Regions from separate parts of the Mus musculus genome. Here region 1 is linked to region 2. A link is a loop called in an ENCODE intact Hi-C map of the cell type or tissue named here. Cell type or tissue: left cerebral cortex. All regions are shown on one strand. Links, peaks and the distances in the headings refer to the core of each region. The heading gives the core; the rest is flanking DNA.

The links. A loop is a pair of places that touch in the nucleus more often than their neighbours do. Peaks named below come from ENCODE experiments on the same cell type or tissue, not always from the same donor. Only the 100,000 strongest peaks of a DNase experiment are listed, where the experiment ranks them.
Region 1: it touches region 2 in a loop (2.1-fold over the local background); 1 of 42 quality-filtered maps calls a loop at or near these places.

Annotation. Positions count from the first base shown.
Region 1 is chr5:128,699,721-128,714,540 of GRCm38, reverse strand. Gm33995 (a long non-coding RNA gene) reads left to right here and starts at 5,142. Exons shown (of 3, transcript XR_377093.1): 1 at 5,142-5,981; 2 at 8,251-8,347; 3 at 9,070-9,121. In left cerebral cortex, for the core only: CTCF peaks have their summits at 7,840 (motif pointing right) and 9,841 (motif pointing left); a DNase peak (open chromatin) is centred at 7,154.
Region 2 is chr5:128,589,138-128,602,404 of GRCm38, reverse strand. Fzd10 (frizzled class receptor 10) reads right to left here and starts at 1,299. Exons shown (of 1, transcript NM_175284.3): 1 at 1-1,299. The coding sequence starts at 1,187. It overlaps Fzd10os (frizzled class receptor 10, opposite strand), which reads left to right and starts at 1,718. Exons shown (of 6, transcript NR_015517.2): 1 at 1,718-1,868; 2 at 6,641-8,197. In left cerebral cortex, for the core only: no CTCF peak of the experiment used is centred there; DNase peaks (open chromatin) are centred at 2,909, 3,111, 3,668, 3,869 and 4 more places; H3K4me3 peaks cover 3,401 bases; H3K27ac peaks cover 913 bases.

The DNA of each region.
Region 1 (14,820 bases), core at 5,111-10,110, 110 kb before region 2:
GACCAGTGGCTTGAAAGGAGAAGTTACAGACAGACACACCACGGAGAGGTCACATGCAGATGGAGAGGAAGGTTGAAGCTTATGGGAGAGGGGCACCTTGGACTCCCAAGACATCCCCTCCCCAATACACTGCCAAAAGCAGAGGGAACCCAAAAGTTTTCCAGAGCTTTTGCTGGTACCATAGTCTTAGAACACGCCCCCCCCCCTGCCCCAACCTCCCTACCTCACATTGTTGGAGAAGGGTCAGTTTCTGCTCTCCAAAGCTTCCTGCTTTGGGGCCATTTGTCCCATTAGTCTTAGGATGGCAGGCAGCTGTTCCATCAACCTGCCAGGTTGTGAAGTGGGACACTTTACATGGTAGTGGTAGGAAGGGTTGGTTGGTTAAGTGCTCACAGACAATAACATGCACAGCTTCCTTGTGAACAACGAACAGCTCCTGCACGGGCTACAGGCTGTCTCCAGCCAGTTACAGGGAAAGAAGCTCATGGATAAGGAGGCTTGAGGGTGCCATCCAGATGAAAACCTGCATTGTGTTATGCTCACGGGCGCCATAATAGTGCCGGAACTAATCTTTTCAATAAACAGCGTGTAGCAACGCCACAATCCACAGACTGGAGGCACAGCCCAACCTTGCACCACAGCCTGTTAAAACAGGATGACAAGCACCAAAATGGAGCCAAGACACCAACCTAAGATTAAAGATGCGAGCATCACGACCTTGGACTGGATCCTGGCTTCTTAAAAACCAGACAAAGTGAATCCCATCAAAATTTGAAGAAAAAAAAAATCAGTGCCTCAAAATATGCTATTCAAAAACCGAATTTTCAGTGAGCTCTCAGAATCCAAGGTTGCATTTTGAAGCCACCCATGGGATACTCGACTCTGACCTGGCCTACGTCTTTCTGCCACTTATTCATAGCAACGAACACATGCACATGGCTTTTGAAAAAAGGCAAAGGTTTGAACAGCTGTCTCTGAAAGGCCAAGAAACCTAACTAGTTATTTAAGAACGACACATCGAAACCAAAATTAAAGTGTATAAGCACGCTTGCTGGGCAATCGCAAAGACCTGAGTTCAAATCTCCAGCGCACACAAAGCCTTCTGCTTCGGGTCATTCATTACATTATCCTTTGGATCTAGAGCAACTGTCCTATCAACCTCCCAGAAGGTGGGGCGAGCGGGAAGGAGGCTCACAGACAGCAGCATACACAGCCTCCTTGCAAGAAGCAAAGGGAAACTGGGACCTTTATCCATGATCAGTTTGACCGTGAAATGGGGCTGGGTATGCTAAGAAGACAGTTTATTAGCTCATCCAGAACTTAAAGCGTGGAGTTGCCCTGAGACCCATCGATTAGACCTGCAGGTACATATATGAGGGAGCTGGAAGTGGTCTGGCTACCTACAGGCTTGTACTTGAACGTTTTCACGCCTATGAAGTACAAACAGCTCATCCACACATCTAAACAAGACGTGGTATAGCCGGATGGGCCGCTGTTCACTCAGGAAAAGGAATGGAATCTACAGGCCACAGAATAGATGAGCTTTGAAAACCTCTAGCTGAGGGCAAAAGCCAGGCACAGAGACCACAGGTAGCTGAACCCATTTTAGAGGCAAACAAGTTCTGGCACACAGATGTCTGGAGAAGGTAAAATGTGTGGCAATTAGTCACCAACACATGCCTTATGTCGGGCTAAAAAAAAATGTCCTTAGGTCCTACCCTGACGATGGCCCCACAGCTACACAGGAGTGCACTCAAAATCATCAGATTAGAGACTTCACAACTCTCAATGTGGAGGATGAAGGATTATATTTGAAAAACTCCAGCCTCTTGAGGAAGTAGCTTATTTTCTTGGATTCTGCCTATCAAGAGTCTTGTTTAAAAAATAAAATCGTTCAAATCACTTCAAAGTGTTGGCATTTCCCACAAGAATCATGTCGTCACCATTTGTGGCTGCATGATTTATGCTCTTCTGAGCTGGGTCATTTGTGTTTGCTTTCCCATGCAGAGTCCTCAGCAGGGCAGGGGGGAGAAGATAGATAACTGTATGGAGGTGTGTGTGTGTGTGTGTGTGTGTGTGTGTGTGTGTGTGTGTGTTCTGGCGTATGTACAAGTACATGCGTGGAGGTCAGAGGTCAACACTGGGTATCTTCCTCAATCACTCTCTACCTTACTGTTTGAGACAGGGTCTCTCCCTGAGCCTGAAGCTCACCGATTGCCTAGTCTGGCTGGTTTGAGGGATCCTTCCACCCACCTGTCTCTATCCCTGCTGTACTGGGGTTACAGATGCATGCTGCTGTACCCAGTTTTTTATGTGGGTGCTCAGGGTTCAAACTCGGGTCCCCATCATTGTGCAGCAAACGTTTTACTAACTGAGCTACCTCCGTAGCACCAAGAATTTCCCCCTTTTTTTGTTTAAGATTTATTTTTAATTATGGGGGGAGGGAGATGTGTGCATACATGAGTGCAGTACCCAAATGGGCCAGAAGAGGGCACTGAATTACCTAAAGCTGGAATTGGAGCTATGCGCTAGGAGCAGAGCCCATGTCCCAGCAGCAAGTGCTTCTTGCTGTGTGCCATTTTCCCTGGCCCAACCATCCCCTTTGACTTGATGCTCCTACTTTCATTCTCCAGCCTCCGACTGAAGTCCTCACATCCAAATGTCTTTTTATCTCCTCTCGGGCAATGAGATAAAATATATTTGTTTGTGAACATCAAAGGCTATTTTAAAATGTATGCCACTGAAATTCTGCAGTTGGGAAAAAAAATAATAACCCTGGCTCAGAACGAGTCATTCTGTCAATGTGACTCACAATATCACATTGTAAAGGCAGGGGAAATAGCTCAGTGGTCAGAGCACTTGTTGCAGAGGACCCAGGTTCAGCCCACTTTTGGTGGTTCCCACCTGCTTGAAACTCCAGCTTCAGGGGATGTGACGCCCTCTGTTGGCCTCCTGAAGTACCTGGACGCATGTGTGCATACACACAGAGGGTCATGCGTATACACATGATAAATAAAAACAAATGAATTAAAACTACATTATATATGATGAAGATTTGATCTCAGGGATGAAGAGATGGCTCAACAATTATGAACAAGTACTGCGCTTGTAGAGTACCTGGGGTCGATTCTAGAACCCATATAGTGGCTCACAACCTCCACAACTTCAGTCATGGCACCGTTAGTGTACTGCATGTGAATGAGGTCAGACAGACAGACACGCGCATGCGCGTGCAGTCAGGCGTGTGGTCGGGGGCACGCGCGCACACACACACACACACACACACACACAAACATACACACAAACACACACACACAGAAAGGGAGAGAAAGCACTCATATAAAATAAAATATTAAAGAAAGATTTGATTCTGGGATTCCATATAAAAGCATTATTCATCTCTGTAGACAGGTACTTATCAAAATAGCTAGATTAGAAATGAAACCTCTGCACGCCTCGTGAGGGCACTCCTCATTTTTGAGCAGAGAGCAGTCACCATGATGATACTTTATTTTCTCCTTCCCAAGCTGAAACACATGTTCAGTTCATCATGATAATTAAAATTAGAAAAAATCTGTGGGTGGTTTTGGGATAAGAATATGTCATCTCTTCTCAAGCCTCAATCTGCTTCGGGAGTCTGACTTTGATACTTAAGAGTCCCAGGAGCAGGCACCAGGTGCAGATAGCAGGGGTTCTATCTGCCATTCACTTTGTACAGGACGATGGACGTGCTGAGAAGGGGCGTGGCCTTCAGGAAGTGGGCGTGGCCTCTGATCGGTGTGGCGCAGAGGTACTAAGTTCTGTTCTCTAGGTGGTTTGAGCCAGTGCTGCCTGTATCCTGGCCACTGTGGGGATAGCTCCATGATTCACAGGCCTCATGGGGATCCTTTGTGAACAAGAACTGCTGTGCAAAGTTCAGAGGACAGCCAGGGAGTTGGGACGATAGCATAAGCCAAAAGGGGGCAGAGGGGACGGGTAAGGAGAGATTGCTATGTTTAGGAATTGTGGTCAGAGGATGTGCAAGTGTTCCTGCTGAGAAGGTTGTGGCTGAGGGGAGCCTAAAAGGGATTCAGGCAACTCTGTGGCTTTGAGAAAGATGAACCAGTAGCCTAGGAAGGAAAAAGAGCAACATCCAAAATATATGATCAAAGTGTTCAATGTATTCAGTAGTAGGGAAGCACTGGAGCGGGGCTATGGGGGTCGTGAAACACTGTGAGTATTGGGTTTCAGGAGGAGGCTGAGGGTGTTGACGACTTGGTGGGCAGGTTTGGAAAAAGAACCGGGAAGGTTGATGTGTGTGGAGAGTGTGTAGCACTGGGGACCAGGAGCCCATCTGCTTCCCCAGGCCTCTTTGTCTCTATTCTGTAGATGGTTTCCTGACCCCAAAGTCCTGGTAGCCGCCACCTCTGGTGAGGTGCCATGGGCATGTCACATCTGCCTACAGTGACATCCCAGCATCTCCACAGTCACCTGCCTCTGCTGAGTTCCCCCCACCCCTTCTGCTGCGTCTCTGTAGCAGTGCCCTGGAAATGACCGGCCACAGGCATCCCCGGTCTTCCTTAGTATGCCTGAGAGGTCCTTCCAGGGCCAGAACCTGTGAAGGAGTGGTGTTCTCCAGTAGCAGTAGCTCAAGTGTGCGTGCGTGCACACACACTTGCTCGCATGTGCACACACACAGCCTCCTAGACAACCAGCTACCTGCTGGGTAAAGACAAGTTTGACTGAGTCACAGGCAGCAAAAAGGAAAATCACACAAAGAGCAAAGAGGAACTCTGGGACTGGGAATGTCCCAACAGATGGCCGAACCCAAAGTGTGCTGATAAGGGCAGGCCTCTCAGAGAGTGAGTGGACGGGCTCTGGTGAACTCAGTGGCCTCATGGAACTCACAGGGAGCCAGGCAAATTAATTCATTGAATGACAACAAGCAGTTTCAACAAACTGAAGCAAATAGAACAGAAAACAGTACAGTGTGAGAAGAAAGGGTAGAAAGGGGGTGGTTTGACTGAGTATGTATAAGAGAATCAAAGACAGGGATCTGGTGTGAAAGATGGACCCCCCCCACCACCACCCCACCCCCGCCTTCCCCAACCTCCATAGAGAGTGGCTAGCTCCATGCTTCAGAGCTATAGGAAGCCAGCATGGCCAGAGCACACAGGATAAGGAGGTGCCTGGAGAATTCTGTCCCTGGAGAGACACATATGACATTACTTCTCTCCCCTATAAAGTTCTAACAATACCTGAGTATCATTCCACCCAGATTCACCCTGGGAACCATTGGGTTTACTGGGCTTGCTCACAGAGCTTGAGGTAGGACTCTACCGACCAGAATGTGGGGACCCTAGAGCAGCCACAGTGTAAGGTCTGGACCCAGTGTGGATAATGGTTTCCCTATAACTGCACAGATGGAGCAGACTTAACACCCCTCAATTACCATTCCCTAGCCCGTCTGTCCCAACGGCTCCAGAGACACAAAGCCTGAATGGGTTTAAGGGATGTCATAGAAATGGCTGAGAGGAGCAGGAGAGAGAAGCAGGAATCTTAGGTGAGGGTCCGGTGACCTTCTCTGAGGGGATAGCAGCTGTCAACAAGCGCACTAGGGGTGGCCCCTTGCAAAAAGCTGATGTGACAAAGAGCCATGTCCTACAGCAGGAAGTTCCAGGCTTGAAAGCCAGAGCACTGTCCCTGATGAGCCTGTGTGGGCACAGAAGGATCGGAGAGGCTATACACACACACACACACACACACACACACACACACACACACACACACACACGTCACAACACTGTCCCTGGTGAGCCTGAGCTTGGCCCAGTTGGGCAGGGACCATAAGGGAGGCACAGGGCTATGCACGTGTACACTGAAACTCACAGATGATATGGAGCCAAGAGTGGACCAGGAGCCAGCAGCTCCACCTTCTAGAAACCAAGGAAAAGGCCAAGAGCAAGCAATGAAGGAATCAAGATGACCAAGTTGAAATATAGGTAAGCCTTTCTCTTTCCCTCAGCAAACCCCCACTTCCTGGAGCTGGGAGGTGGGAGCTGGGCTCCCTTTCGTTCAGTGCTTGCCACTCAAACATGAGGACATGAGTTTGATGCCCCCAACCCCCCAGAACCAATGTATGAAGACAGGCATGGTGGTGCACACTCGCAATCCAAAGCAGGACAGACAGAGACAGAAGAAGCCACATGGCTCACTGGCTGGCTAGTTTAAGCTTATTTGTTGAGCCCTAGGTCAGTGAGATGCTGTCTCAAAATCCAAGGTGAATGTTTCCTGAGAAATGACACCCAACATTGTCATCTGGCCTCTACACATATGTGATCACGGTCTTGTCTCCCTGGAACGTGCACACGCTTCGGTTTTGTTTTGTTTTGTTTTCGTCATCCTCTGAGCAACTGGGCACAAGTGTCATCTATGGGGCGCTTACCTTTGTGTCAGGTGTTAGATGTGACATAAGCCGGGAATATCAGCGTCAGTAGTGTGCTCTAGAGACAGGGCTCTAACCCCTGCTTCATGCAGCTTGCAATAGCCTGAGGAGGTCTCTCCAGAGACCTCTACTCAGGCGAAGCTGGAGACTTCACTGCAGAGAAGAATTTCAGGACCGGCCAGCATGAAGTGGAGCTGAAATTTAAGTAAGATTAAATTAAGTAAGATTACATAAATTAAGTTAAAAAAAAATTTTTTTTTTCGAGACAGGGTTTCTCTGTGTAGCTAGCCCTGGCTGTCCTGGAACTCACTTTGTAGACCAGGCTGGCCTCAAACTCAGAAATCTGCCTGCCTCTGTCTCCTGAGTGCAGGGATTAAAGGCGTGAGTCAACACACCCGGCTCATAAGAAAAGATTTTAACATAGGCGTAAAATCATGAATGATTTAAAAATGGGCATTGAGGGATAAGATGTAGAGTAAAATGTAAGGTAACAGGCCAGTGGACAATCACCCTGCTTCCTGGCCTGTCCCCAAACCCACGACACGGAAATCCACACCCCTGTGATTCAGCGTCAAAGGCCAGGCCATACTTCCCACTGCGCATACTCCAAAACCCCTCTAAAGCGCATGCGTTCCATCCATCCGCCCCGCTGCGGTCTCTGTTCCAGCTCAGAGGCAGCCACCATTCTGTGTTTCTGCCCAGTCAGTCTCCTATGTGAGGTTGGGTGTGTGGTATTCCTTGGCTCCCAATTGCTAAGATACCCTTGTACCAGAGAACCCTTCCAAAAGATACACCCCAGCACGGCTGTGGGCTCATCACACTCCTACGTGTATCTGCAAAGAGAATTCTAGCAGCTTTGGGAATTTCACTGTTTGAAAAGTTTCTAAGCCCCTCCCCTTTATCTCCCCACCCCACTTTTTTTTTTTTTTTTTTTCTTTCTGGAAATGTATCAGAAAGAATTGCAAGCTGAGAAGGTCACAGAGCCTCAAGGGTCACATGATGAGGTTAAGCCATTATCTTTCATGGGGCGGGAGCAATCGCTCAGTGACCCAGCACTGACTGCTTTCGCTAAGGATCTGAATTTGGGTCCCAGCATCCTCAGGCCAGCTCACAGATATTGTAACTCACGTTCCAGGATATCCGATGCCTTCTCCTGGCCTCATGCACCAGGCATACACATGCTACACATACATGCAAGCAGATGAAAACACTCATACACAGAAAAAATGTTTTCAATAATATCTTCCATTGTAAATGGGGGTTCTTGTGAAATTCCTGGAGAAATCCAGGTTTATATCTGGGAAGAGAGGAAAGCCATACTGGGGCCTCATCATCCATTGACATCTTAATATCCTTTAAAAATTATTTTCATTTATGTGTATACATAGGAGTAGGTGTTGTGTGTTCAGTACACTCAGTGGCCAGAAGAGGGCACCAGAGGCCCTGGAACTGGAGTTATGGTGGCTCTGGTGCTAGGAACTAAACCCAGGTCCTCTGGAAGAGCAGCAGCCAGTACTCTTAACCCCTGAGCCATCTCTCCAGCCCCTTGTTTTTAATTTCTTAACCTTTATTTTTGTTTTGCGTATGAGTGCTTTGCCTGCATATATGTCTGTTTATGCAGCAGTGTGTGCATTGTGTTGTCCATATAAGTCAGAATAAGGCGTTAGATCCCAACTTGGAACTGGAGTTGCAGATGGTTTGGAGCCATTTGTGCTGGAGATTGAACTCAAGTCTTCTGGAAGAGCAGCCAGCGCTGAGCCGCCCTGCCATCCCTGAAGCTTCTCCAGCCCCTCGCTTTAATGTTCTTATTTGAAACATCTCCCTAGGAGAGGACTATTTCTCTATGTTGACAAACTGTGCAGCAACAGAGTCTGTTCATTGGGCTGGAATCTCGATCCACTGGTGGCTTCAACCAGACTCCAGGTGAGGGCCCCTTTCCCTTCCCACCTCCCCTTCATTTTCCAACTTTCTGCCCTGTCTGAAGTTGTGACTCAGGAAGGCTGGAGACTCTGGACATTTGCCGCCATTGTACGTTGGGGGGAGGGGTCAGAGCATTGGAGGACTTCTGCAGGTGCAGCCTAGGGACTTCGGGAAGGACTATTGTAACTGATGCTGAATTTCGTTTGCCAGAGTGGTTGCTGGGAAAACATGAGAGAGCCCACACTGAAGCAGCCCAATTCTTCAGAAAGTTGGCATGCTCTTTGTTTCTCTGCCTCATCCAACAGTCCCGAGAATCCAGAATCCTTCTCTCTCTCTCCCCCCCACCCCGCTCCCATGTCAAGGATGATTGACAGGAGATAGGCCTTCATCATTTGCATGTACAAAAACATTTGAGGTCTTTGATTTTTTAAAAATATTTTTTTACGTTCATGTGTGTTTTGCCTGCATGTATGTTACGTGTACCATGTGCAAGCCTGGTGCCTGAAGAGGTGGGGGTGGGCAGAGGGAGGGCAGGAAAGGAGAGGGAAGAGAGAGGGAGAGGGAGCAAGGAAGGGGAGACAAAAAGAGGGGGGAGGAGAGACAGACAGACAGACAGACAGACATAGACATAGAGAGATGAGACAAAGAGGGAGACAAGGAAAGAGAGAGATGGGGTGGGGCAAACATTGTAGATACTGTAGAAAAATGTCTGTTTTCATTTTCAGAATGGGAGAGGTAGGCCTGGGCCGGGACTTGTCTCTTGCTACTGAGAGGTGAGTCAGCAGAACACCCCCCTGCTTGAGTGTTCCTGGTATCCCTGGAAAACATTTATTCCCAGGGTGCCCCCTTCTCATAGACCCATCTCTCTTTGAAGTGAGGGAGGGAAAGAGCGGCTCCCACTGTAGTCCAGGCTAGCCTAGGTCTCTTGGCATCTCCGATACTTCGGGACCACAGCTATACACCACCACCCGTGTGCAAGCATCTCTCTCTGCTCTTCCATACTTGGGGGGCTGGAGGTAACACATCGGAGCAAAGATGTCAGGAGGGGAAATACAACCTGAGAAACACGTGGGCTCTAAAAATACTCTAGAGCCGGAAAGATGGCTCAGTGGAAAAGGCTTTTGCCGCCGCGCCCCCTCGCCCCCAACTTGAGGACCTGAGTTCGATCCCTGTAACCACTGTAAAGATGGAAGGAGAGAACCAACTCCACAAAGTTGTCTTCTGATGTCCATGCTATGACATGCACACACCTATGACAGGCACATTACCAACACACATACAACACACACACTACACACACACACACACACACACAGTTTAAACGTTTCTCAAAACAGCGCTTTAAAAGCATAGAGACACGGAGCTGAAGAGAGGACTCAACAATAAAGCGTGCTGCTCTTACAAAGAACCTGGGTCCTATTTCCAGCACCCATAACGGAGATGCGCAGTCAGCTGTAAAGCCAGTCTCTAGGGATCTGACGCCCCCTTCTGGACTCTGCGGGCACTGCATGCACGCGGTGTACTTCCACACAAGCAGGCTGAACAACCTCATGCATTAAATAAGAGCAAATAAAAATTGTTAAAAGCAAAGGACAAGCTGGTAAACAAGGTAAATGCTAGATGGGTAGGAGCTTTGGGTGTCAGGCTGGATCCGGTGTGGTGGGGGGGGGGGAGGGGGGTTGGGAGTCGCGGGGTGAGGGTGGGGGGGGGATTCGGAGTGTGTGTGTGTGTGTGTGTGTGTGTGTGTGTGTGTGTGTGTGCTGTGTGCTTGAGGTGCGCAGCAGAGTTGCTCCAGTGAGAGGCTTGTAGGAAGGGTTGGGGGTGGGGCAGAGAGTCTGGAAAAGGAAGCTGAGCCGCTCTGAGGAGCTGGGGAAGAGAGGAGGGTTCCCCCCTGCCGGGGGCATGATGAATAGTCCCAAGTCTCAAGCTGGGCCTGTCTGCAGCGGCCTGGAGGCTGGCAGCATAATCCAGGGGGCTTCTCCATTCTAAACGCAAATGAAGAGGCCCTGAGCCCAAAGGGGGAGGATCAGAACCTGGAGTTCAAAGCTCAAAAATGACACATTGCCTCTTTCCCCCCCTCCCATCCCCCCGTTTATTTTTTTAAAGGGGCCAGAAATATGGTTGGTTATTATCTTGAGTTATTGCTACAAAGAATTTCAAAATTAAAAGATAAGCATTGCCGAGGAAGCACAGTAATTTTCATAAAAGGGGGACTTAAAACAGATGTGCTCTCTTTAATCGAAGCACGCTTGGGAAAATAGGCGCACATTTTTAACATAGCGGGGGAGTGGCGCAGGGCTTCTGCGTTTGTCTCCCGGGCTTACCAGGGTGTGACAGGTCTTTGGGCGGGCACACACATAGGACAAATGGGTTAGCAGCATCACAAATGGCCACCAAGTGTCTTTATCTCCTGGTACCAGGGCACAGGACCACTCTGAGCATCTGTCAGATCTTTCCATAACTACATGATTTAATCTCTTTTGAATCTGTCGAACAATTTGCCTTTTCAGAATCTGCCCCTGTTGTACAAATCCCTGATGCTTGACCACAAAGAAAGCCAAAATTGTATTTGTCTTTGACTTAGCCCCTTTCTTCTTTGCAGAAGATTTAGGGGGATAGGAGTTATATATTGTCCTTATTTCTTTGAATGTTGACACAAGAGAATCTTTTAGTGATACATACATATTCTTTCTGCTCAAAGAGTTAGAATGGTCTCCACTAAGCTTTGGCCCCAAGTCCCGTTCATCTGGAGTGAAGTCTGTTGTCCAAACAGAAGCTCAGGGCTTCATTTTCACAGGGAGTGGAGGACCCGAGTGGCCTCTCCCAGTCACAGAGGAGTGGAATAGCCCGTGACCGGCATGAGGGAATGAGGAGGTCCGTATGTGAGCCTTTGACTAGTCTAAAAGGCAATGATTTGGCCGGGCAGTGGTGGCGCACACCTGTAATCCCAGCACTTGGGAGGCAGAGGCAGGTGTATTTCTGAATTCAAGACCAGCCTGGTCTACAGAGTGAGTTCCAGGACAGCCAGGACTGTGCAGAGAAACCCTGTCTCAAAAAAAAAAAAAAAAAAAAAAAAAAAAAAAGAAGCAATGATTTAGGTTCACTTAGAAATGGCAAAGCCAACCAGGAATAGCCATTCAACATCAAGTCATTAGGAGATTGTAAATAAAATTATTTTTATTATCTTTTTTTATATGTATGTGTGTGTCTGTGTATGTATGCACACATATACACAGGTGTCTGGGTAAGGCTGGAAAAGGGCAACAAATCTCCTGGTGCTGCAGTTACAAGATTTGTGAGCTACCCAAAAAGGTTGGCTAGGACTTGAACTATGGTCCTCTGAAAGAGCAGCAAATATTCTTAAACACAGAGCTGTCTCTCCAGCCCTGAGAATTGCAAATTCAAACAACCGTGGAATAACACTTCCGTGCAAGTCTTAAAACACCCCAAACTGAGAACATCAACCACATAGAAAGCAGGTGAACTCACCCACTGTGGAAGAGTCTCTTACAAAACTCAACATACCGTCACCACAGGCTTGAATAAGCACGCTCCAATCTGCTTTCCATGGCCATGAATCACCACGGACCAAAAGCAACTTGAGAGGGGCCAAGGATTTCTTGACTTACACTTGCATGTCACAGTCCATCACCGAGGGAAGTCAGGGCAGGAAATTAAGCTGGACCCTGGAGGTACTGGCTTGCTTCCCAAGCCTAGCTCAGTCTGCTTTCCAATGGAACCCAGGATCACACCTGTCTAGGGGTGGCACCACCCCTAGTGGGCTGAGCCCTCCATCAGTAAGCAATCAAGAAAAAACAAAAACAACAACAAAAAAAAAACCCCCGGCCTCACAGACTTGCCTGCAGGCAAACTTGATGAAGGCAATTCCTCAATTGAGGTACCCTCTTCCTCAGGTGGCTCTAGTTTGTGTCAAATTGCCAAAACCTGACTAGGGCATCTTTCTCGGTGTTTACCTGGAGGATTTAAACACTTGCATAAAAACTCAACATAAAAAGAGCACTGACGGCTGGGCGGTGGTGGTGCACGCCTTTAATCCCAGCACTTGGGAGGCAGAGGCAGGTGGATTTCTGAGTTCGAGGCTAGCCTGGTCTACAAAGTGAGTTCCAGGACATCCAGGGCTATACAGAGAAACTCTGTCTAGAAAAACAAACAAACAAACAAAAAAACCACTGACTGTTCTTCCAGAGGTCCTGAGTTCAATTCCCAGCAACCACATGGTGGCTCACAATCATCTATAATGGAATCTGATGCCCTCTTCTGGTGTGTCTGAAGACAGCTACAGTGTACTCATAAAATAAATAAATCAAAAAACAAAGCAAAACAAAACAAAACAAAACAAAACAAAAAAACCCTCAACATAGATAGTCTGTAGCAACTCTGTTCACCATGACCCAAACTTGATGGCAACTGACTTGTCCCACAGTGAATGAATGGATGAGGATGGTCTGGAACAACCAGATGGTACTATTATGCAGCAGAGAGAGACACGGAGTCACACAGGGATATGAGAGATGTACATGGCCATTACCCAGTGAAAGAAGCCATGCTGAAAAATCTCACCGTCTTCCAGAGAAGCAAAAATATGGGAACAGAGGATGATCCTGGGTTGCCAGGAGTTGGGTGGGAGTGGGAGGGGGATGGATAAGCAAACCAAGAGGGATTTCAAGGTGTTGAAACCTCCATGTATAATAATGTAACGGTGGTGGGCGCACATGGCATTGAACATGTCCAATCCTATGGCACCAGCAGAGGGTCTGATATCAGCAACGGCTTTTGGGTGGGAAATACTGATACCGTAATCCTACTACCTGTGGATGCTGAGAGGCTGAGTGTGCGCAGACAGGACACAGGGGATATTAAAGCCCTCTATACTTTCTGTTTACTTTCTCTTTAGGTGAAACACTGCTCTAAAACTCCTACTAGTGAAAGAGAAAGCCAAAAGGACAGATTACACTGCATGTGGATTTTCCTTGCGGATTCTGAACTAGCCGCATCTGCGTTTAAGTGAGGATCTATACAGCCTCTCATTTTCCCGTGTTTTTCTTGAGACTCGGAAGATGGCAAAAAGACTACTATTACTCTGCTCAATGCACAGAGTATTAAAATGGCTCCTAATGACTGACTCATTACTACACCCAGAGATCGGTACCTCATGCAGCCTTCTTCCGAGAAGCCTCTTGTAGTATATGGTAATTAACACAGAGAGCCTCTGTTAACGGGCAGGGAAGAGAAGACAGAACTCTTTACCCTAAATGGAATGTTCGTATCACACCACGCCCCTCAAGACTCCAGGATCTCTATGGACGATTATAAGAGCCAGAGGCAGTGGGTAACTACAAGGAAGCTGTTTTTCTGGATAAAAGGCAGTTGCTTGTACGAACTCATATCGGTTATGATGTCATCCGCAAGACCTCGCAAGCTCAAGCTAGATAAAAATCTCAGCGTGGAGGGGGGCAGGAAGTCCCACACCTACCCTGTCTGAGAAGCTAGCTATTGGCAACAGATTGCTGTTGGGAGAGGGAGAGTCAGTTTTCTTTAAATGGTGTGACCCCGGGTAGTTCAAACACACTCCAGGGAAGGGCTAGTTGCCAAGGGTAGTGGGTAGTACAATCTGGGAAGGAGGAGGAGGTGGAAAAGCTAAGTGGATAAGAAGGTCGGGGTGGATCTGGGGGTGGGGGCAGGGGAGGAGGGGTGAGTATAATCAAAATACATTGTATAAAAATGTAGAACTAATTTTAAAAATGCTAGTAAAAGGGGGCGAGGGGGTGACATGATCACTGTGGGTCGCAGGTACCCCAGGGCGAACTTGAGCTTACTATGTAGCTGATAACCTTGAACTTCTGATCCTCCTGTATCCTCTTCCCAAGGCCTGGGGTTCCAGTTATGCCGTCAGGCCCTGCATCCTTTAGTGGTATAGCATCTATAAGTAAATCTCACAACACACCGCATCAATCGCTGAAGATCCTCACTCTCTTGGCGCCTACACTTTACCCAGACTTATGAAGACTAGTATCCTGTCTCCGAGTGTCCAGGTTGCTTCCTGTGGCTTTTAGTATAGTAGTTTGCAATCATTTCCACGTGCAGAGTAAATGCCCTTAAAATTATTATTATTATTATTATTTTGTACGCAGTGTATGCACGGGTGTTTGTGTGTGCACCTGAGCCCATGGCACATGAGTGTAGGTCAGAGGATAATTTCAAAAGTATGTTCTTGCTTTCCACCGTGTGGGTTCCGGAAATCAAACTCAGGTTGCCAGCCTTGGTAACAATCACTTTTACCTTCTGAGCCCTCTTGCCAGTCTTTCACCCGGAACTCACCTGTTCAGTTAGACTAGTTGCAGGCCAGCCTCAGGAATCCACCTGTTTCTATCTCCTACTGCTAAAATTATGGGTGCTCTCTGCCATGCCTGTTTATATACATACATACATACATACATACATACATACATATATAT
Region 2 (13,267 bases), core at 165-5,164:
GTCAGAGCATTGACATCCATGCTGCCCACATAACACACACCAGTGAGCTCATCCCCTGCCACCCTGCGCATCACCAAGATCAAGATAGTCTTCACAGCCGGGATGGCCCAAGCTGCCAGGTGAAAGTAGCTGCTGTTGGCTTCAATGGCCTCATGGCCCCACTTCTTTCCAGCAGCCAGGAACCAAGTGAGGGTGAGGACCACCCACCATAAAGAGCTGGCCATGCCGAAGTAGTAAAGTACCAAGAAGACTAAGGTACAGCCCGTGCTCTCCAGTCCTTCCTGGATAACATACAGCTGCCCACTGTCCCGGTCACAAGCGATGCTCTCCGCGCCCGCGAAGAGGCGGATGATATAGCCCACCGAATAAACGCAGTAGCACATGGAGAGGAAGATGATAGGACGTTCGGGGTACCTGAAGCGCGATGGGTCGATGAGGAAGGTGAGCACGGTGAAGGCGCTGGAGAAGAAGCACAGCACGGACCAGATGGCCAGCCAGACCACAGCGAAGCGCTTGTCGTCGCGGCTCCAATACACATCCACCCCCGGAGTGCAAAGCGGTGCGCAAGATTCGCTCTTCTCCACATGGTGGAACTTGCCTGGGTTGTCACAACCTGCGCGCCCCGGACCCCCGTCCTTTAGTGGGTGCTCCTGCGCGCTGTGGGGCCTCTGGGGCCTGAAGAGCGGAGGAAACATGCCAGAGCCCCGGCTGGGCTCATCCGAGCCGTTGTTGGGTGCCTCCATGCACAGGTAGTTGGGGTCGTTCTTGTTGGGGAGCTTGCTGCAATCCAGGGAGTCCGGCCACCTGAATTTGAACTGCTCCATGATCGGCGAGCACTTGAGCCGGGCCTGCTCGCACATGACCCGGCAAGCAGGGATGGGTGTGGAGACCTGCTCGGTGCACATGGGCGCGTACAGCGAACACAGGAAGAAGCGAAGGTGGCTGTGGCAGCCGTACTCCACGAGCGGCGCGAACTCGTGCAGTTGGATGGCCGCCTCGCGCTGGTTCTCGTGACCCATCAGGTTGGGCATGCGGGTGGTGTTGTAGCCGATGTCCTTGCACATGGGAATCTCCACCGGCTGGCACTTGCCGTCTCCAGGGCGCTCTAAGTCCATGGAGCTGATGGCCGTGCACGAGCCTATCATCACCTGCAGCACCAGCCACAGGCGCGGGCCCGGGTGTTGCATGGTGGCGCCCTCAATGTCCCAGCGCCGCTCAGGGCCGCCGCTCCCGGGCACGGGCTGTTGCTGCTGCCCGCGGCTCCGCGCCCCGGCTCGGGCCCCCGCGCATGCCCATCCAGTCTGGCCGGAGCGCTCGCGGCGCCCGGGGCCACCGCGGTGGGCGCGCGGCCTCAGCGGAGTCGGGGGGCGGCGGGGGAGGGGAGCGAAGTTTGCAAACAATACGGCGGAGCGAGCGCCGCTCAGCGCGCAAACTTTGGCCTCTTCTTCCGGGCGCGGGCGATCGCGGACCGCGGTGGGGCAGCGCGGGCACACCGTGGCCCTGGGCCCTGGAGCTCCTCCCTCCCGGCGCCCGCAGCTGCTTCCAGCACGGCGTCCCGGGATGAGAAGACTTGCAAAGAGGCAAAGAGTAGCAAAGAGGGAAAAAAAAAAAAAAAAAAAGCAAAGCCGATTGGTGACAGGCCCCGCCTCCGCCCGCCGCCCCGCCCCGCTGCTGCTTTGCATCAGAAAGCCTTGCGCCCCGGGCAGCCTCCGCCCTCAGCCCCAGCTTGGGGCTGGACCCCAGCCTCCAGCCTCACCTCCTGCCGGCCTCTCTGCTTGCCCTCCCCGCCCCAGAGGGGGGGTGGGAGGCCTTGAGATTGTCCCCGGTACCCCAAGGACGCCGAGGTTACGGGAAGTTTGGGGACTCGGGTAAGGGTGGTCCTCACCCGGGGTTGGGGGCTGGGGACGCATCTTCTACTTTTACGACCGGGCCCTGGCGGAGGGCACTTTCAAAGAGACACGGGATTTGCGTTTTATGACCGTGCTCATAAAAAAGTGGCCCCTCGGCTTGTAAAGCTGCCCGCATCTTCCCGAAGCCGGGGGTTTGCTGCCCGGGGCGCGGAGCTCGGACTCCGGGGAGGGGCTGCCTTTGAAATTTCAAAAGGGCCGAGTGCAGGGGAGGGGGAGGGGACTTGGGAAGCCGGAGTTTAGGGCCTCTTCTGCAAGGTCTACTCAAAGAAAGAAGGGAGGGGGCGGGGAGGAGACTTTCCGGGCCGCTGACACCCCGCACCCCGAGAAGAGGGGCTTGGCTTGAATCGTGGTGACCCTTGCCCCGCCAAGGCCACCGTGTTGGGGACCATCGCGCCAAGCCGGCTGGTGGTTTCTCCAAGCGGCTGAGTTTATTTATTATAGGAAGTTGTGTATTTATATTATTTGGCGAAAGATGTGCTCGGCCTGCGTCCTCCTGGGAGGCGGAGGCTGAGCCCCGGCCTACACGCGCACGGCTGGTTCCCACGCAGAGTGGTGGGGCCTCTCCGTGCCTTGCTATGCTGGCTCCTGCCCCTTGGTTGGTTTTGGGCTAATCTGTGATAAGGACACAGAGCTTCAACCTCCTTCCCCCGCACAGGGAGTGAGTGCACCATGGGAGCCCACCGCAGTCCTTAGATGTCCGAGAGATCTGGGGTGCGGCACCTGTCGCGGACTCTTGGCTTTGGATAAACAGCCCTCAGGGCGGTGGCCCACTCTCTCCTTAGACCCCACCCCACCCCCATTCAGGTCTGCGTTTTAAGTGTCTGGGAAACTACCAGGACCTCCAGTGCGGACTCCCCCAACTGCATAGGTGCAGCTAAGTCCCCTGCTCATCTTTCGGCCAGTCAGTCTTGCGCACCCCAGGGCCGAGTTGGGTGCACAGATGCCTGGAAGCCTTCAGTGGCTCCAGCCAAGCCAGGAACGAGGCTACCCAGGACCCCTCCTCCCCGCCCTGCCTTGCGCTTCCTGCAGAGGATCGACTTCTAATTAAAACAAGGCTTCAGCGTCCCATCTGCAGGGAGTTCTTCCTCTTTACCCCCCTTTCATTTGTCAGACATAGCGGACAGACCTGAGGCTGGGACACTCCCAGGACCTGCTGAGTCCTGGGGGTGGGGGGCGGAGGGGTGTGCACAGGCTCATGCCTCACCTTTAGATCCCCTGGTCCCCTCTGCCTTTCACGGGAGGAAGTTGGATCCGTGGAAACAGCGGTCCGGAAGACTGAGGTTAACACAGTCAGAATCACCACCCACCACCGTGTTAGTGACCCAAGAAAAACCTGCGGTGTGGTGAACGCTTGCGGCTTGGATAAGGATGGTTTACTTAGATATTTATAGTTTAGTACGCTGTTTCCAAAACCTTTTAAGTCAGGTAAGATTCTTGGGCTATCGCTTAGCTTTAAGACAGACTAGTTTGCAAGGGGTCCTTCCTGACACTTTTGCCTTCCGTTTTCTCTCTCTCTCTCTTCTAATTCCACACTCCCCCCCCCGCCCCTTGGGGCGTGGGGGGCGTGGAAGTAGCCTGGGTGAGCTCAGCTCCGGAGCAGGGTGTGAGCTATTTGAGACTGCCCCACGTAATTGGTCTTTTATGCTCTGGTTACTTCTACAGTGTTCCGACCTTTTATTTTAGCTATGATCACTTCACGTTCCTTTCTTCTCTCCCCCAACCCCCGGGACTCCCTTAAAATATATTAAGAGAAGAAAAAGCTAACAGAATTTCTTCCATCTGCCCAACCTAGTATAGAAAAAGAAAGGAAAGCAACAAATAGACATTAGTATCTAAAAATAAGGGCCCCGAGATAGCGAGAGTGGAAGGCAACGCTAATAAATGAAAGGACCCCTTTGATGGCTCCAGCTGAAAAGATATTTTATTTTTCTCTCTCCTGTGTGTGGGATTTGAGACGAGTGACTCCAGAGCAGCCGGGTCCCCTGCTGCTCAGCCCTGGCTCGGAAACCGGCCCCCCTCTGGCAAGCGTTATGGAGAGCTGGGAGGAATTTTATGGCTGTCTCTCTCCCCTCGGCTCTTTTTTTTCTTTTGTCTTCTTTGAAGAACGACTTTAGACATTTTATTTACATATTTAACCAGGGATAAAAGAGGGAAGAGAAAGCTTTGGGGTGGGGTGGGGGGGACTGGCCTGGGAATAGAGCTATGTTTAAATTAATGGAAATCTTATTAGGTTTCTCAAAATTTGAGCAAGGGTTTCTAATGAAACTTGATAATTAAACATGATTTTAAATAGCATCCTAGAGCAAAGGGTACTTTGGACCCCAAATCTCCTAATATATCTATCTACGTGAGATTTCAAAATACTGTCTGTAGATATTAGCGTAGAGTTCTTGCAAATGTCTACCAAGGAGAGTGCAAGGTATTCTGGAAGGAATACTCTTTAAGAGTCAGATGGTGTCTTGAGTTAAATAATTTTGGAGGTGGTGGGGAGTTGAAAGGAAGGCCCTGTTTAATTGGTAAAGTCAGAAGTTAAAAAAAAAAAGAAAAGATTCTCTGCCATGGGTCTCAGTGGTAATCAAAGCTGCATCCTTCCTCAGTATGGGTGAAGGAACCATAAAGTCTTGAGAGGGGTTTCTGAAATAGGATTAGAGAGAACCCAAATAATCTCTTTAAGATAAAAAAAAAAGTACTTCGTCTCCTACAATAAAGAAAAATTAAGCCAGAAGCTTAGCCTGTTACAAGCTAATTGCAAGAGTAAACATGTGGGGTATGGGCAGAGATTATAGAAAGACATGAACATCCTGTCTCCCAGCCTGAAGATGAACCAGGGAGCTGGCTCCTTAACGTTTGTCTTGGTAGCTTCAAGGCCATTTCTAGAACTTTCCTATTTGCGGATCCAGTTGGAAAGCTCTTAAGATCTCTGTTTGCATTTTCCAAACTGTTCCTTACAGTAAGGAAAGTGGTCTGCTTACTGGTAATGGTCTCTTTAAAAGGCACACATTGAGAATTCAGTTTTCCAACCCACTAGGCTTGGTTCCACGACTGCCTCACAATCCCCCCCCCCCTTTCGGAGGAGATATATTAAAGTCATCCAAAGTGATGTTTAGTTAACACACACAAACATATGCTCCAAGCATAAAACACACACACCTCATACCACAAAGCAGTGTAGGTTGCCCCAAACTTAAGAACAAGTTTTAATTACACTTCAGCACATGTAAGATACGGGGTGGTTGGGGGTGGTGAGGCGCAGAGAGAAAAGGCCCTTGGCCCTCTGCGTTATAAAATGCATGAAGGAGTGTCCGGGCCGCGGCAGAACAATTTAGGCCGCTATTTTAAGGCCACTTCCCTTGAAATGTGGATTGAAATATTACCAGAGGTTCGCGGGGCGCTTTCGTGTGAATTGCAAATCAAGCATCGCTTTAATCCTCTTTCAAGGCCGGGCCTTGGATCGCTGGCGTCGCGCGGCTCCCCACTGCTTCTGGCGCAGAAGGGACCATTCAAGGGGGCAGCTCCCCTCCTCTGTTCCCACACTCCAAAAAACAACACCGCAGACAGACACCCTCCAACTAAATTAGATTAAACTCCTACTCTTCCACAGCGCATTAGCCTTTTTACAGCCCAGGCTTCTGCTGATCGCTCCTCCCTGTTTAAAGACACAGCACAGCTTTTTCCGTCTCTGCTACCTCCACACAAATGTGTCGGGGTGGGGATGGGGAGGGCAGTGGGGAATAATCTTTAAAAAGGTGTAAAGTGCACCAGGCTAAGTGACTTCGGATTGCTGGAGATACCTCTGTTTAAAACACGGGCAGACCCACGTGTGCCCCCTCCAGGGCTTTCAGGAACCCCCCATGTGAGCAGCATTTAAACCCTAGTATATAGAGTTTAATTTAAAAAAATAAAATAAACGAATAAATAAATAAATAAACAAACAAGTAAATAAAATTTACAGAATTACCTCACAAAATGAAGCAGGCAAACGTGATTCTGTTTTGCATTAGTGTCCCAGAGGACACCGGAAGACAGTTTGCTGAAATTAACAGCCACTTCTACAGTTATTCCATGGGCTCATGCGACTGAGGCCTCTGCCCCTCAGCTGCTAGGCCAGTGCCTTTCTTTGTCCACCACCCCAGCTACCGCTGCTTCTTTCAGCTTTATTCATTTCTTCAGTACCTGGGTTTTCCTAGTCTGGAAACTGGTCCGTCATCCTCCCTGACACAGTAAACGGGGGAGGGGGGGGGGGAACTTGGACACAAAGCTGGGGCAACCTTAAGCTCTACCTACCATCACTGGGTCTGAAAATCCCTCTACCACTTTCTAGAGCATTGGTTCTCAACTTGTGGATTGAGACCCCCCCCCCCCTTAAGGCCCAAGGGTCCTTTCCTAGAGGTTGAGTATCAGCTATCCCACATAGAAGATATTGATGTTACAATTCATAACAGTAACAAAATTACAGTTATGAAGTAGCAACAAAATAATTTTATGGGGCGAAGGTCACCACAGCATGTATTTACAGGGTTGCAGCATTAGCAAGGTTGAGAACCGCTGGTCTAGAGCCACCTGACTAGGGCTGAGCTATTCCGGATTCTGGGCTTTGGTTTTCTTACCTGAAAAATAAGATCCAATCTAGTAAGGCCAGGCACAAGGCTGTTTCCAAGATGACAGTTTGTGAAGCACAGTAAATATAACCCGGGCATCATCCTGGTTGATGGTTATTGTTAACTCTCTAGGCCCCAGGACCATGTAGGAGACGCTCCTCAGGCCGCTGCTGTTGTGCGGGAGTTTTCACATTAGGTTAATTGAAGTTGGAAGACTCACCCTAGCTGTGAGCAGCACCATCCATAGGACTGAAGAAAAAAGGAGAAAGTGAGCCAAACACCAGCATTCATCTCTCTCTCTGCTCCCTGCCCTGAAGCAAGATGCAACGTGAGCAGCTACCTCACAAACGGGTTACTGTGGCTCCCCACCATGAAGGGCTGTGCCCTTCAACCGTGAGCCGAAATAAGCCCTTACATAGTTGCTTCTTGTTGGTTAGTCTGTCACAGCAAACTAATAGTAAGACAGAATCCCAGAAATCCATCATTTAAAAGCCAACGTGAGTCACTTGGACAGCGAGCCTTTGGTACATCCGGCTACTTACTGAGCTCCTGGGACAAACTAAGATACTTGATTGTACAGGAACTGCTGAAGCAAGATGAGGAAGGAGCCTCTTCATTTCACAGATGGGAAACTGAGTCCCGAGAGTCACGTTATAGCTGTGATCTGAGAAGCCCCATCTGGTTCAGGGGTCCTGGGTGACATCTGCCTCGGAACAGCATGCACCCAGGAAATGTCAGCAGCCAGCTGGGGTTTCCAGGAACAGACCCTGTGGAGCTGTCATCGTTCCTCCTGGACGGAGAAGCATCTGTGTTCTACAGTCTCTTAAGAGGGCTGTTCAAAGTCAGAGATTGAAGGGGAGAGATGTTTATTTATGACCTCAGCTGTGGCATCTTAGGCTGGTTACTTAACCTCTCTGATCTGATTTCTGTTCCCTCTGCATTAAAATGAAGGTAATAACGTCAATTTTATTTATTTATTTTTTAAGACTTGGGATGGAGTGAATATCAGACAGCTACAAGGAAGGATTTAGAAGCAGGCCACTTGGCCACTTGGGATTTACTAGCCAGCAGACTCCCTGGCTAGTTGAGTGTGTGAGTGTTTGCCTGTAACTGTACCTGTACACATGCCTACTTGGTGGCCTAGGAGGCCAGAAGAAGGTGGTCAGATCTCCTGGAACTGGAGTTATAGGCGGTTGTGGGCCACCATCTGGGTCCTGGGATACTGAACCTGTGTCCTCTGCAAGAGCAGCAAGTGTTCTTAACGACTGAGCCATTTCTTCGGCCCTCTTTCTTCAATTCTCCATTGTCCTGCTAGAAGGCAGAATGACTTCGTCGACAACCTCATGCAGGAGTGGAACCAATCTCCTTCCCCGTGGGTGGCTGGGCATGTAGCTTCCTCTTTCTGTCTTGAGTGTTGCCAAGGAAAAGGGGCTGCAGATCTCCCCTGGATTGCAGAGTGGGAGACAAAGCAAGGGCCCCAGAAGAGCTCTCTGGATGCTCCTGGCTACTGAATCAACCGCAGAGCGCCCTCTGGGGCTGGGGTCTGACACTGTTACCCCTCCTGGCCTTATGGACGCAGATCCAGCTCAGCCTCACAATGAATTCAATGGTTCCTGAAAGCTTGTGCTCGGCCTGCCCACCTTCATCCACAGGGCAACATGGGAGCCAGACTTCTCTCTGTGGTATAAGGTAAGGTAGAGATACCCTCCAAGGCCTGGTCTTGCACCCAAGGCTGCTGGCTCGTCCCTCTATCTGCAGACCCTTGGGACCCACAGCCTCACCCTTTGTCACATTCTCGGGGTAACCCATTGGCTTGCTGATGGGTCATTCTCTGTTCTTCTCAGGGATGGGGGGGGGTGCGGGCGGGCAGGAAGGATCCCGGGAAGATGCTTGAGGAAAGAAAGCTCTGTAGTCTCACACTACGGCCTCCAGAAGGAGGTAGAGGGTGGGCCTAGGCATGTCAGCATGGAGAACAGCCGAGTGGATCTTCCATGCTGGGAGAATGGGGAAAGTGGAAAGATCCAAGGGGCTAAAGGAGATGGATGGAGGTAGCTGCATCCTAGGCAGGGCAGTTAGGAACAGCATCGGAGCCAAAGAGAGCATCATGTGAGAGAGAACCACACGGACTTGGGAAAAAGAGTCAGCCTGCTGGTCAGGGCTTCGTCTAGAGCAGCGGTTCTCGACCTTCCGAATGCTGTGGCCCTTTAAAACAGTTGTGACTTGGCTACTGTTTTGAATGATAATGGAAACATCTGATGGGCAGGATAGCTGATACAGGACCCCCTGGAGGTGTCACGACCCACAGGTTGAGAACGACTGGTCTAGAGCCCAGCAGTGTCTGGGTGGTCAAAGAAATCAGACTGGAAACGAATCAAGGAAAGAGTGAATCCCAACAGGCCGCAGAGCAGAGGCCGTTTGCGGATTCTGGCTTACTTTGTCATCCGTGGCTGGGATAAGCACGGCGACCAAAAGCAACCTGGGGAAGAAAACAGGTTTCTTTCATCTTACAGCCTGTCATGAAGGGAAGGCAGGAACCTGAAGGCAGGGATTGAAACAGAGACCGTGAAGAAATAATGCTTGCTAGCTTGAACCCCACGCCCTGCTCAATTTGCTCCCTGCATCTCCCACCCAGACAGGGTTTCTCTATGTAGCCCTGGCTGTCCAGGAAGCCTTTGCAGATCAGGCTGGCCTCGAACTCATGGAGATCTGCCTGCCTCTACCTCCCCGAGTGCTGAGACCAAAGGTATGTGCCACCTCGCCCAGATCTGGCTAGGGATAACACTGCCTACAAAGGGCTGGGCCCTCCCACATCAATCATGAAGAAAACGCTCCCTAGACGATGGTCCAATGTGATGGGGGCATCTTTTCAAGGAAGTGTCACTCTTCCTAGATGACCCTAGCTTGTATCTAATTGACAAAAATCCAAACAGCACAGGAGAGAGACTCTTAGGCCTCATTGGCAGGTTTGGTGGGCCTGTGATGACTTTCTGAGTGAAAGGCAGAGCTCTCCAGGCTCTGGAGTGATGTATACTTCTACCTGGCTCCAGTCTTTCCAAATCAATGGCTGCTAAATCATGCCTGGGTCGGAGTAGGGGTGACAGAGGAAGAGCTCAGCTGAGAATAAGGCTGGGTGAGCTCTGGACCTGAGGTCAAAACATCAACTGTTGTAGGTTGGGCTATTCAGATAGCCAGGAAGTCAGCCTTGCGTATATGGAGATCAGAGGTCTTTGTCTTCCACTTAATATGAGACGGCTTGGGGTAGAATGGGGTGGTCTCTTGTTTTGCCTCTGTGAATGCTAAGCTCACTGCCCCTCGAGCTTCTGGGAATTCTACTTCTGCCTCCTATCTCACTGTGGGACAGCTGGATGGTAGATACTCTACCATGCTCAGCTTAAGTCCTGGGGATTTAAACCCAGGTCCTCGTGCTTGCATAGCAAGCTGTTTTACCCATGGACCCATCTCCCAGATGCCTCTACCTCTCTGCCCCCAATGCTTTTGTTACCCTGTCCCCCAGATCAGATCGGAAAGCTGAAATTCTGGAGTTAAAGGTAGCCCTGCCATACAGATGGCCAACACATTGGGCAGACCTTTGAAGCTGCCTCTCCATTGTAGTTGTTCAGGGCCCAGCACAGAAGCCCAATGGGCACCAGAGCCAAAGGGCAGAGGATGGGGAAGGAAAGCTCTGTGAAGTCTGCAGCTGCTGTCTTCAGAGTGAGGGAGTCATGCCAGATTCCTCTCCAGCCCAGAGAGGCAGCTGAGTTTGCTGGGACTGAGACAAGTGAGCCAGGACTTGCCTAGCAAGTCTGGGCAGTCAGCTGTCACCTAACACTGGAGATGGGGGCCAAGATGCCTACTTGTCCGGGGAGAAGAACCTCAGGTGTGACAGCCAGCAGCACTAGGTATCAGTTGGCTAGCTGTCATCCCCAGTCAGCCAGTCAAGTAAGCACCTGGGGCTAGGCTAATGGGCACCGGCCTGCTCATCAACCTTAGGTAGAGGCCACTGTCATAGGCATGGGGCCTCAAGCAATAAGTACTAAGAAGGCCCCATGAGTGGATCTGGGTTTCATGGCGAAAGAGGGAAGTTACTCGGGGACTTTATCCTCCTATGGGGGGTTCAACCTCACCCAAGGACCCAGAGACCTGAGATATGGCTTCTCGCCCCACCCACCCACCCACGGGGAGCATGGCAGCCATATTTGTATTTTTGGTGCTGGAAACAGGACCGTGGTCATGCTGATGTTCTAGTTGTACCACTTGCTCTTCCTGATGCTGGGACAGAACACCCGACTCAAGGAGAAAGGGTTTGTTCTGCCTCACAGCTCGGGGACACCGTCCACTGTGGAGGGAAAGGCACAGCGTCTGGAAGTTGAGGCTGTTGCTCACAGGGTACTCAGACAGGAGACAGAGAGGGATGGGTGCTGATCCAGCTGGTGTCCGCCAACCTCCTCCTGGGGACACTGTTCTGAGAGGGTATAGAGTCTTCAGGAGGTGAAACGTCATTAGAGGAACTGAGTCTCATGGGCATGGCCTTAAGGGATACATGGGGTGGGGGTTGAGGAGGGAGGGTTCTGTTTGGCTCCCTGGGGTGATGGCAGGGGTTAGGAGGTGGGTGGGATGAGGTGGGGAGGGTTAGAGTATGGAGAGGTGGGTGGGGTGGAGTGGGATGGGGAATGGGGAGGTCGGGTGGGGGTGGGGTGTGCTTCGGTTGGCGCTCTACTGTTCCTAAATAAATGTCAGTATGTGAGCACTGTGTTGATCCCACCAACGCGATAGCCGGTGTGCTCAGAACCTGAGCCAAGAGAAATCCTACCTCTCTAATTCACTTCTTGTCTGGTTTTCAATCACAGCAATAAGAAATGAAACCCTGCTGCGACAGGGGTGTCAGCAGGTGGCTCTCCGTCGACCATAATAACTTTATCTGATTATAATATCCTGTCCATCATCCTAGTCGCTATGATAAAACATGGACCAAGACCAACCTGGGAAGGAAAGGGTTCACTACACTCTACCATATTAACTCACAGGAAACAATCCAATGCTGTTGGGTATTTCGTTTTTTTGTTTGTTTTTTTGTTTGTTTGTTTTTATTTTGCTTGGTTTGGGTTGGGTTTTTGTTTTTTCAAGACAGGATCTCACTGAGCAATTCTGGCTGTCCTCGAACTAACTCTGTAGACCAGGCTGCCCTCGAACTTATAGAAATCCTCCTGCTTCTGCCTCCCAAGTGCTGGGATTAAAGGCATGCACCACCACCCGGCCTGATGATCTTAACATTAGTGGGAGACTGGTGCTCTCTGATCAGCGTCATTCAGAGGCACTAGCTAAGGATCGATTATGGAAGGAACTGGGTCACTGGCTCATGTTTTTAAAATCCATGGATATCGAGTTCTTTTCCAGGTTTCAGCTATGCTTCCCATATGGACTTTTTGTGCTGCAAAGGTGACACTTCCTGCTGTGTAGACCGTTCAGAGAGAGGCAGGCTGAGTCCAGTCTCTGGACTCCCAATGCCTCATTCACGGCCCTGGTTGCTCACCTCGAATACTTCTTTGCCTCTCTTTCCTCTGCCCCTTTGCTGAAGCAGTCTGGTGTGAGCCTGGGAGGCCGAGGGCTGGAACTCTTCCTGTGTTCATGTTTTCAGAGATCTCTGGGTGGACCTTATCTGTGTCATTGGGTCCAAGCAATTCTTAGACACACTGCATTCAGGAAGATGGGGTGGGGGTGGGGTGAAGATTCTCAAATCCTAGTAGTCTATAATGGCAGTGTACAACAGCAGGTAGGTATTAGCTGGAACTGCATGGCCACAGCCAGAAAAGCTTCCGGGCTGAGTTACATGGCAGCTGAAAACATTGTGAAGGATTTGGCTACATTTCTTCTGCTTCGCTGCTATTTTCCGCCTATGAGGCTTAGCCTGGGCTAACTTCCTTTCCTCTTGAGGAACCGCAGGATTGCTGCGATTGCTCCTGCCATCAAATACACAAACAGTGTCTGTCCATTGGGAATGGAGAGGAGATACAATGACCTTGATGACCGGAAGTAAGAGCACAGAGGCTGTCGTAGACCAGCTGGGATGTGTTCTGGGAGAAGGACAGACACCTGAGTGGAGCTGAGGGACTGGTGACCAACAGGCATTATAGGGTCCTCTAGGTTTGGTCACCAAGGGCAGATTATGACATTTGAATGGTTCCAAAGAAGGACTCCTGCACACTATCCCTTTAATAACCACAGAGCTGTTACTGTGGGGTGAGTGTTTGTTGGGGTCAGCTGCTGTGGCAGAGTAATGACTGAGTCCAGGAAGTCACCCATTGCCCCTGTTTGAATGCATGGTTGGACCCCATTGCAGCTCCCTCAGGAGTCATCTGAGGTTTGAAGTAAGGTTTTCTTAGGGTGGAGAGTTGGAGCTGGGTCACTGGTGTCCTACCTAGGGAGGCACCTGTTTCCTTCTAGCCCTGGCAGCCTGTGTGTGTATTCACTGGGCCCAGGGAGTGGCCTAATTACCCACATAATAGCAGGTCACCTATGGCTTCAGGTTTCACAGAGGAGAAATATCCCTGCAAAGGCTTTTGATGTGGTTATTGAAGCCAGGAGGCTGAGGGCACCTCAGATTTTAAGTGCCCAATGGAATGCACGGGAGAAGAAGAAAAAAATGTTCCCAACATGCTTTGCCTGAAGGACAGTGATGTTCCAGAGTTTAGGTTGGACTATCTTTCAGGAATATCTGTCTGCTCCTGCTTCTAGGAGAATCACGTCTCTGCCAGCCCACAG